Linked DNA regions of Homo sapiens: region 1 is linked to region 2. A link is an interaction called in ENCODE POLR2A ChIA-PET data of the cell type or tissue named here. Cell type or tissue: MCF 10A. All regions are shown on one strand.

What was found. ChIA-PET counts read pairs that join two places held together with the same protein. Peaks named below come from ENCODE experiments on the same cell type or tissue, not always from the same donor. Only the 100,000 strongest peaks of a DNase experiment are listed, where the experiment ranks them.
Region 1: POLR2A ChIA-PET joins it to region 2 with 6 read pairs; 8 of 35 experiments call an interaction of 5 or more read pairs at or near these places.

Annotation. Positions count from the first base shown.
Region 1 is chr1:77,748,601-77,753,600 of GRCh38, reverse strand. The region is part of intron 1 of USP33 (ubiquitin specific peptidase 33); the gene reads left to right. Among named protein-coding and RNA genes, the nearest start is that of USP33, 8.8 kb to the left of the region's middle. In MCF 10A, no CTCF peak of the experiment used is centred here; no DNase peak of the experiment used is centred here.
Region 2 is chr1:77,830,135-77,835,134 of GRCh38, reverse strand. The region is part of intron 7 of MIGA1 (mitoguardin 1); the gene reads right to left. Among named protein-coding and RNA genes, the nearest start is that of MIGA1, 53 kb to the right of the region's middle. In MCF 10A, no CTCF peak of the experiment used is centred here; DNase peaks (open chromatin) are centred at 204 and 2,004.

The DNA.
Region 1 (5,000 bases), 82 kb after region 2:
TTAAGGTTTTCTATGAGAGGCACTCTTATTCTGTAGCTTTTAGTATTCTTCTTAAATAAAATACTGTATTCCAGATATAATCTACTTATTTTATGCGAACATTAAGATTGGCTATTATTTTTTCCCCTTTTCACCACTCTATTCAATTAAAAAATTATTATTTTTTTTTTGTAAAGATGGGGGGTGGGTATCACTCTGTTGCCTAGGCTGGTCTTGAACTCTTGGCCTCAAGCGATCCTCATGCCCCTGCCTCCCAGAGTGCTGGGATTACAGGTGTGAGCCACCATACCCAGCAAGACTGGTTACTCTTTTTATTCTGAAACCTTGAAACCTAGTGTTCTGTTGATTAATTGAGTAGGAATTGCTACTTCTTCAAGGGTCTAGAATCCAAATACCTGACCCCCTTTTTTGGTCTCAGTTTATATGGTTGATTCTTTGAATCCCAATGTCGAATATCACATCCATCATTATTAAATTTCGTCCTGTTAATTTTAGCTAATTTTTTTTATTTTTTATTTTTTGAGATGGAGTTTTGCTCTTGTCACCCAGACTGGAGTGCAGTGGCATGATCTTGGCTCACTTCGACCTCCTCTTCGCGGGTTCCAGCAATTCCCATGCCTCAGCCTCCCAGCTAGCTAGGACTACAGACGCACACCACCACGCCCTGCTAATTTTTTGTGTTTTTAGTAGAGACAGGGTTTCACCATGTTGGCTAGGCTGGTAATGAACTCCTGACCTCAGGTGATCCACCGGCCTCGGCCTCGCAAAGTGCTGGGATTACAGGTGTGAGCCACCACGCCCAGCCAATTTTAGCTTATTTTAAAAAATAGTTTAATTTTTCTTTAAAAACTTATTTTTATAATTTTAAGTTTATATTTTACTAGCCTGCCTTCTGTAGCTTTATCCAGGTTATTGTTAAAAATATTGAGCAGTTCTGACACCTGCTAGTGAAGACCTCCTGCATTCATATTAATCTTATATGTAACTATTAAATAGCTACCAATCCTTCTGACATAATTTTTTTTCTCTGTAATGTGAATCTGACTTTTTATGAAGAGCTTTACTTTTTGGAATAGACTAGGCAATGGAATTCAGGCAGTTTCTCAATATTAAAAGCTCCTTAGGTTACCAACTATGTCCTGATGTGTAATTATTATATTAAGGCCAGGCGCAGTGGCTCACTCCTGTAATCCCAGCACTTTGGGAGGCCGAGGTGGGTGGATCACTTGAGGCCAGAAGTTTGAGACCAGTCTGGGTAACACGGTGAAACTCCGTCTCTACTAAAAATACAAAAATTTAGCTGGATGTGGTGACACATGCTTGTAATCCCAGCTACTCAAGTGACTGAGGCATGAGAATTGCTTGAACCTGGGAGGGAGAAGTTGCAAGTGAGCCGAGATTGCGCCACTGCACTCCAGCCTGGGCGACAGAGTGAAATTCTGTCTCAAAAAAAAAAAAAATTGTACTAATAACATGGTTCCCTATACTTTTCCTAATATTAAAATTTGAATAGCTGATTGATTATCTTCTATTAGGATAAGGGGTCAGAATTTCAACCTGGAATTTGGAGATTGTACTACGAAAATATTCTCCCCTTAAAAGTAATATCTTCGGGCGCGGCGCGGTGGCTCAAGCCTGTAATCCCAGCACTTTGGGAGGCCGAGGTGGGCGGATCACGAGGTCAAGAGATCGAGACCATCCTGGCTAACACAGTGAAACCCCATCTCTACTGGAAATACAAAAAATTAGCTGGGTGTGATGGCGGGTGCCTGTAGTCCCAGCTACTCAGGAGGCTGAGGCAGGAGAATGGCGTGAACCCGGGAGGTGGAGCTTGCAGTGAGCTGAGATCGCGCCACTGCACTCAAGCCTGGGCGACAGAGCAAGACTCCGTCTCAAAAAAAAAAAGGTAATATCTTCAGAAGCAGTTTTGTTTTGTTTTTGAGACAAGGCCTAGCTCTGTCACTCAGGCGGGAGTGCAGTGGTGCAATCACAGCTCACTGCATGCAACTTCTGCCTCCTGGGCTCAGGTGATCCTCCCACCTCAGCCTCCTGAATAGCTGGGACTGCAGGGGCATGCCACCAGGCCTGGGTAATTTTTGTATTTTTTTGGGGTAGAGACAGGGTATTGCCGTGTTGCCCAGGCTGGTCTTGAACTCCTGGGTTCAAGCAGTCCTCCCGCCTCAGTCTCCTAAAGTGCTGGGATTACAGGTGCGAGCCACCATGCCCAGCCCAGAAGCAGTTTTGCATTTACTTTAATGCAGATGAGCAATTTAGCCACCGGAGCTGTACATCATAGAGCGTGAGTGCAGTCGTTTTCATCTGGAAAAATTTTCAGTTGGTGTTGCTGCCATCATTATTGGTGAGAAAACTTCCAGTAGTCCAGTTAGTGTGGCAGATAGAGGAAAAAGCTGCCAGATACAAGATTACAAAGATAAGGACAAACAGATAAAATCTTGTGCACTCTTTGTGATTTCCAACTTGTAAGTCACAAGCTTCTACAGGAGTCTTAGTTTTGCAAAATCTACTTCTGTGGATTGGACAATAGCATTTCCATATACAACCATTTTCTGTTTTTTTCTAATGTCTAATACTCATCTCCTGTGATTAAATTATCAGACAAGAATGGAAGCATACATGCCTTCTTTCTTTTGGTGTACAATTTGAGAAGAAATTGAAGTAGCTAAGAACTCCCATTGTCTTACCCTACTATATCTGAATGCCCTACCCTCAATAAACATTTGTCAAATAAAGGAATAAAAGAATGATTTTATTACCTTAGTAAATAAACTGAGTAAAACTAGGCAAAGAAAATACTAAGGGTTTTCTATTTTGATAGCATTGTATTATACGGGATACTAAATATCCTTGGGACAAATTGTTAGCCTTTGTTTACATGCACTAATTCTTTTCCTTTTTCTTTCTTTCTTTCTTTCTTTCTTTCTTTCTTTCTTTCTTTCTTTCTTTCTTTCTTTCTTTTTTAAGTCAGGGTCTTGCTGTGTTGCACAGGCTGGAGTGCAGTGGTGCAATCTTGGCTCACTGCAACCTTTGCCTCCTGGGCTCAAGGGATTCTCCTGCCTCAGTGGAACTACAGGTGTGCACCACCACGCTGGGCTGATTTTTCTATTTTCTGTAGAGAGATGGGGTTTCACCATGTTGCCCAGGCTGGTCTTGAACTCGTCAGCTCAAATGATCTTCCCGCCTTGGCCTCCCAAAGTGCTGGGATTACAGACCTGAGCTGTCATGCGTGGCTGCCCAGCCAATTCTTTCTTTCTTTCTTTTTTTGGAGATGGAGCCTTGCTCTGTTGCCCAGGCTGGTGTGCAGTGGCGTGATCACGGCTCACTGCAACCTCTGCCTCCTGGGTTCAAGTGATTCTCCTGCTTCAGCCTCCCGAGTAGCTGGGATTACAGGCACCCACCACTATGCACGGCTAATTTTTGTATTTTTAGTAAAGAAGGGGTTTTGCCATGTTGGCCAGGCTGGTCTCAGACTCCTGAACTCAGGTGATCCACCTACTTCGGCCTCCCAAAATTCTGGAATTACAGTCATCGCACCTGGCCCTGCCCAGCCAATTCTTATTAAATTGTTTAGATAATGCAAAATTAATAGCAGAGCAGAGAGAATGTATTTATGTTTTATTCTTTTTTTCATCTCAGCTATCAGCAGAGAGAATTTATTTTAATCTTATTTTTTGCTTGAGATTTTAGAAAAAAATATTTATCTTGGAAGTTTCTTTTCAATCCTCTGATCCCATTTCTTTCCTCTGAGGCAAAATAGTATTGCCTAAAAAGCAGTGAGAAGAACATCTACATTTCATTGGCAAATGCAGAATTTTTACTTTAGAGGAAAATACATAGCTTAAATACTTTCAGTAAACAAAGCGCTCAGTACTCATCTTTAGGGATTAAGAAAATAAAACCAGGCTGGGTGCAGTGATTCATGCCTGTAATTCCGGCACTTTGGGAGGCTGAGGAGAGTGGATCACCTGAGGTCAGGAGTTTGAGATCAGCCTGGCCAACATGGTGAAATCCCATCTCTACTAATAATACAAAAATTAGCCAGTCGTGGTGGCACACGCCTGTAGTCCCAGCTATTTGGGAGGCTGAGACAAGAGAATCGTACGAACCTGGGAGGTGGAGGTTGCAGTGAGCCAAGATTGTACCACTGCACTCCAGCCTGGGCAGCAGAGCGAGACTCCGTCTCCAAAAAAAAAAACAAACAAAACAAAAAACATAAAAAAATACAACCAAAGGCAAGTAGGATATGGATATTAATGGAATTGAAAACAGATCAGAACAAAAATAGTGGAGAAGATAAATAAATCCCAAATCTGGTTCTTTGCAAATACCAATGATCTAGATAAACATCTTGTAGAAGAAAAAGATATGGAATAAAAATGTACAAGATTGGGAATGAGTAAACACCATAGACCCCAAATACAGGAGACATTAATGGAATCTTTTGCAGATTTTCTTGAGAATATACATGTAATGCTATACTGTCAAAGTTATTTCAAGAGAAAATGGATGTTGTTATAGCAAAATGTCAATGAGTAAAATTGACCCAAGAAGTAAAAATGTTAATTGCCCAATCCCCATGAAAGGTTTGAAAAAATGATGGAAGATTGGTTCTTGACAGAGGCAGCATAGCATATAATTTCACAGCTGAGTTTCATTTATGAAGAACAACACATCATTATAATAAAAAGGAACTCTCTTTTCCATGATGAAGAATGCAAAGCTAGTCAATGCATTCTGTGAAGCACACATATTTTATCTCTGATAAATGCTGCCAATCCTGATTCAAGCACGGGGGGGGGGGGGAGGGAAGGAATGCTGCCAAAAAAGAACAGTCTCACTTATGCCCAGAAATGCAAAATTTCTAAATACAATATTAGCCATAGTTCATCAAGACCATTTCTTTTTTTTTTTTTTTGAGACGGAGTCTCGCTGTGTCGCCAGGATGGAGTGCAGTGACGCAATCTTGGCTCACTGCAGCCTCT
Region 2 (5,000 bases):
CTACTTCCTTAGACCAATCCAAGTGGGTTTTCTACATTTCACTTTTGCCATCCCTAGGCACATTCTATTTTCTGTCACTTAGAAAACACTGGGTCTATTTTAACCTCAGCAGATTCTAGTAGAGATTCCAAAGATGCCACTCTTCTTTTAAAATCCAGGCTGTCCACTGCAGATTTTATAACAGGAGCAACAAGAGGAAGCCTGCCAATTGTCTCAACGTCATCTGACTTCTATGTCAACAGCTTTTCTCCAGGTGATATTCAGCAGTTAAAATATGACTTGGAACCTTGTCCTTTCTATGCTTTTATTAACAATGGAAAAGCTTCTGCTGTCGACAAGATGAGCTATTTTCCAAACAGAGTCTGTTATAATTTGTTTAAATAATCAAGTCTAGGAAACCACTGCTGCTCTTTGTTTATTCTGTATGACTATCTGCCCATACATACTGTGGATAATTTTTACTTTCTGATTTGTTTTAAAATACTACAGTATAATTTGAGAGAAAGAACAAAGTTGAATATAAAAATCAGAAACAACAAAATTTCAGAAAGTGAAAAACTAAGACAGTTATAATATTTTCTTGATTTTTAACCTCAATGTGCCTCAATATTGAAAAGAGAAACAATAAAATCCACTGAAACAAAAGAAAAGAGAACTTGGGGCAGGTGCAGTGGCTCATGCCTGCAATTCTGGTGCTTTGGGAGGCTGAGGCGGGAGGACCACTTGACCCCAAGAGTTCAAGACCAGCCCAAGCAACATACCGAAATCCCATCTCTATATAAAATAAAAACATTAGCCAGGCATGGTTGTGTGCACAATGTAGTCCAGCTATTCAGGAGACTGAGGCAGGAGGATCACTTGAGCCTAGGAGTTTGAGGCTGCAGTGAGTTAGGATCACGCCACTGCGCTCCAGCCTGGACAACAGAGTGAGACCCTGTTCCTCTAAAAAAGAAAAAAAAAGTTATATATGATGAGGTGGTGGGAATAATAAAAAAAAAGAAAAAAGGAGAACTTGTCAAAGTTCTTGATTTGTGATGACGTATAAAGTTTCACCCATGTGAAATAATGTATGTACAAAACAGCCTGATATTACCCAAAAGAAGATTTCCACAATAGTTGTCTCTGGCATTCCCTATTTATCAAAATTTTTATATACTATGATTGACCAACACAACAACTGTGATTCCTAACTGGGAAGTACAGCTGCCAATGCAAAGTGAGTAACACAAGGAAAGGGAATGGGAACCATTCAAACACTTTAGAAGAGTAACAGCATTTTCTACACCCTCCCCCCTTTTGTTTAAAGAAGAAAGAAGTGACTAGATTAACCCAAACTGGAGCAAGAAGTCATTAAGATTAGGTCTGCAGTTACAGAGACTTGAGCAGGGCCACGAGGTACAACTGGTCATTCTGTATGTTACACAAAGGTCCCCTGCCACAGGAATAAGTCGGGGCAGAAATCCAGCCCAAATACTAGACCTGCATCTTCCTGAAGGAAAGTGGACCTTCTTCTTGGCACAAAGGTCCCCTCCCAAGGGGCTTACATGGATGGCCCTTTGTCTAAATCACATAAAGGCCTTATATGGGCAGTGATGGTCCTGGACATAGAAATCCAAGCTGTTAAGACATAACTTCAACACAAAACAGGCAAAGGCAAGCACCAGAAATTTCTCATGTTTCTGGGACCCCAACAATTTTCATTATATTGCTTTCTTCTCTGAACCTACTTTAACTTGTATAATACCAGTTAGATTTCATTTTGTGTTATTACTAAACCCTTTAAAAATAAGATTATGAGCCTTACACATGGGAGGAAATTACTAAGCCAAATTTCTCATATGTTGTACAATGTGTACTCTGTATATTTAGATGTCTGAGTATACAACTTAAGCTGGCAATTCATATCATTCCCTAAAAATAAACCCTCAGGGAGTTTATCCTCCAACCACAATGATTCTGCAGGAATGGGAGAGGACAAGGTCTCAGAGCTTCAACTTGGGGCTGACATTTGATGTAAGATGTTAGGCTGAGGTATTTCCTCTTGTTGCCAAGTTCATTCAGTATTTCTAAATGTTCTATCTGGCTGCTTACCAAAAAAGAAGAATAACATCTCTCTAGTGGTCAAGAGGTTCTACTTGACAGCTTTTCCTATGCTCTGCCAGAGAATTTGTGCAGTCAGTACTAAGCTGGCAAAATCTCTAATTTTCCCTTAAAGGATGTCTCACTGACTCAATAAAATCTTATAAAGGAGCAGCAACAAAAATGGATAAAATATTTAAACTGTGCCAGCCACACTTCCAGACTTCTTCAAACTCATAAATTTGATTATGACTTCTTATAATCCTCAACGGCTCCCTTTTGTCTAAAGGTACAAAGCAAGGACCTTCATAATTTATGTCCTGCCCAGCTTTCTAGGTTCATCTCCTACCACTCCCCACCTATATTGTGTTTCCAAAACATATCAAAGAACTTGTAGTTCCCTAAACAGGCTCCACTCTGCACCTTGATCCATGTTCTTCCCTCTGCTAGGAATGCTCTTTTCTCAACTGTCTCCCTAGCAGACCATCTTTCTTTAAGTGTCACTCCTCCTGTGAAACGTTCCCATGAGCCCCGCTCCATGAATAATCACATGCTTTTCCTTAGTGTTCCCATAGCACTTTATAAACATGTTATTATGTACTTACTCCACTGTCTGTGTATTTTTTAATGCCTGTTTCCAAAACTAGACTCTGCATTGCCTAAAGGCAGAGATGAAATCTTCATCTTTATTTCTCCAGTGTCTTATACCATGTTTGACATATACTAGGAAATTAAATGTTTGCTAAATAAATATTACAGACCCAAGATTCTGTGAGCTCATTCTGTAAAAACATAGATTAGGAAGATGCCTAAACACTTATCTGAAATATGTGAAGCAATGCTTTCAATAAAGCCACAAAAATTCCTGGTTTAAGATCTAAATCTGTTCCTACACATCAATATAAAAGAATCTCAAAGTCCTCTGTTTCAGCCACAAAAATAACATTTATCACACAGGCTTCAGTGTTGCCTGCTAATACTACTACTGTACATATATACTACTCTTCACAGGAAGTGTAACTACACAAAATATGAAGCCCAATTAATTTTAGAAGGAAATGAAATTAGAGATTAATAAGTTGGAACTTTATTCATTTAAACCATACCAACTATATAATGTCCCCAAGAAACTGTGGACAAGATACATCTGTTGTTAATCGGGTTTACTTTTTTGGTGTTGTTTTGTTTTGAGACAAGGTCTTGCAGCCTAAACTTCCTGGGCTTAAGCGATCCTCCCACCTCACACCCAGTTTATTTCTAAACTGGCATTAAATCCAGCAATTTATTCCTGCCCAAATAGTCTAACCAAAGTGCGTAAAGAATAATGTTAATTCCTGAATCTACTGTTACAAAAATAAACTTCCAAAGCATGTAATCACAAACATTCGTCATGATATGACAGTAACAGAAGTCTCCTAAAGTATAAGTTATTCCTGGTTTTAGAGATTGGTAGGATCCCACATTTTGGTGGAAGATGAGAATTTCCTCATGAGAGATTGGTAGAGTATCTCTCAGTTGTTGTGGCCAACTGAAGCCTAATTTTTACCAAAATAATTCAGATAATAAAATTTCTGTTTATTATAAAATATATAAATATATATTTTTATTGTGTGATATTTGAAATGTATAAAAATTACCTACATAGCATAGACATGTTTCTGGACTCAAAATAATAAAACAAACATTTTTGCATTTGCTACCCATTTATAGCCACTTTTCAAAGCTTACAAAATTACTTGTTTATTAAGGAAAGTAACACTATCATGCAGAAATACACTGTACATATCTTCTTACGTGAAACTTGAGTTCCCAAATAAATTTCATAGATATTCAGATACTGCAGCAAAAAACAGCTGCAGATAACTAAAGAATTAACCCATATGTCCCAAACAAGATCTGTTTACTTTCAAGTTCTTATCTTAGGCTCTTAAACAGGCTGAGGGCACATCAATTGTGAGGTATGGGAAGAAATGGAAGTGGAGAGGAAAAGTTAAAGAAGGATCTTCGACTTTGTGGATGGAGGTTAGGCTCTGAGTCTAATTGCTCGGTATTGAAGAATATACTAACTTATATTGCTTTTTAACTGCTCCATAAGTGTAAGTGTTAGTTACCCCACCAGACTACAAGCAACCTGAAAATAGGCACATTAGCCCTTATTTCATCTGAATTTCATCACATGCTTCAGAGTTGTGTTTAAGTATTTGTTTGCTGTGTCAGGTACACAGCAAATAAATAAATACTTAAAAACTGATTTTTAACCTATATCTGCTTTAAAGTCTCCATGTGTATCTCTGCCATTAATGCTCCTTTACCTTAATGAGAGGCTATAGCCACAGGGAAATATAGTCTTTGATTCTGTATAGTGGGCCAGCTGACTTATGGTCCTCTTTCTGACACAGCTCTCTTCAGACATAAAAAGATTATAACACTCTACCCAAAGCGGTGAGATAGGGCAGGGTTGCGGGGAGGGGGGTGCGGAAGAGGGATGAAAGAATATGTGGTGAAAAGATGAAATAAAAATAAACATGTTATCATTCCCAGATAATATGTGGTCTAAATAAAAACTCCAAAAGAACCTATGTCAAATTACTGGTATTACAACTAATAAGAGTTCACAAGAGTTGTTAATATTCAAATGCAAAAACCTACATTTAAGATCCCAGCAATGACAAATTAGAAAATGTAAACTTAAAAAGATAACCACTTATAATGACAATGAAACTGTAAGGGACTTAGGAAAAAAGACATATAAGACATTTATGAAGAAGATTATAAAACATTATGAAAGATATAAATGAAGACCTAAGTAAAGAACCATACCATGTTCACAGATATAAAGGTTACTATTATGAAAATGTAAATTTGCCTACAGCTGACCTATAAATACAATATAATAATCAAAATCCCAAGAGAGTTTTTCA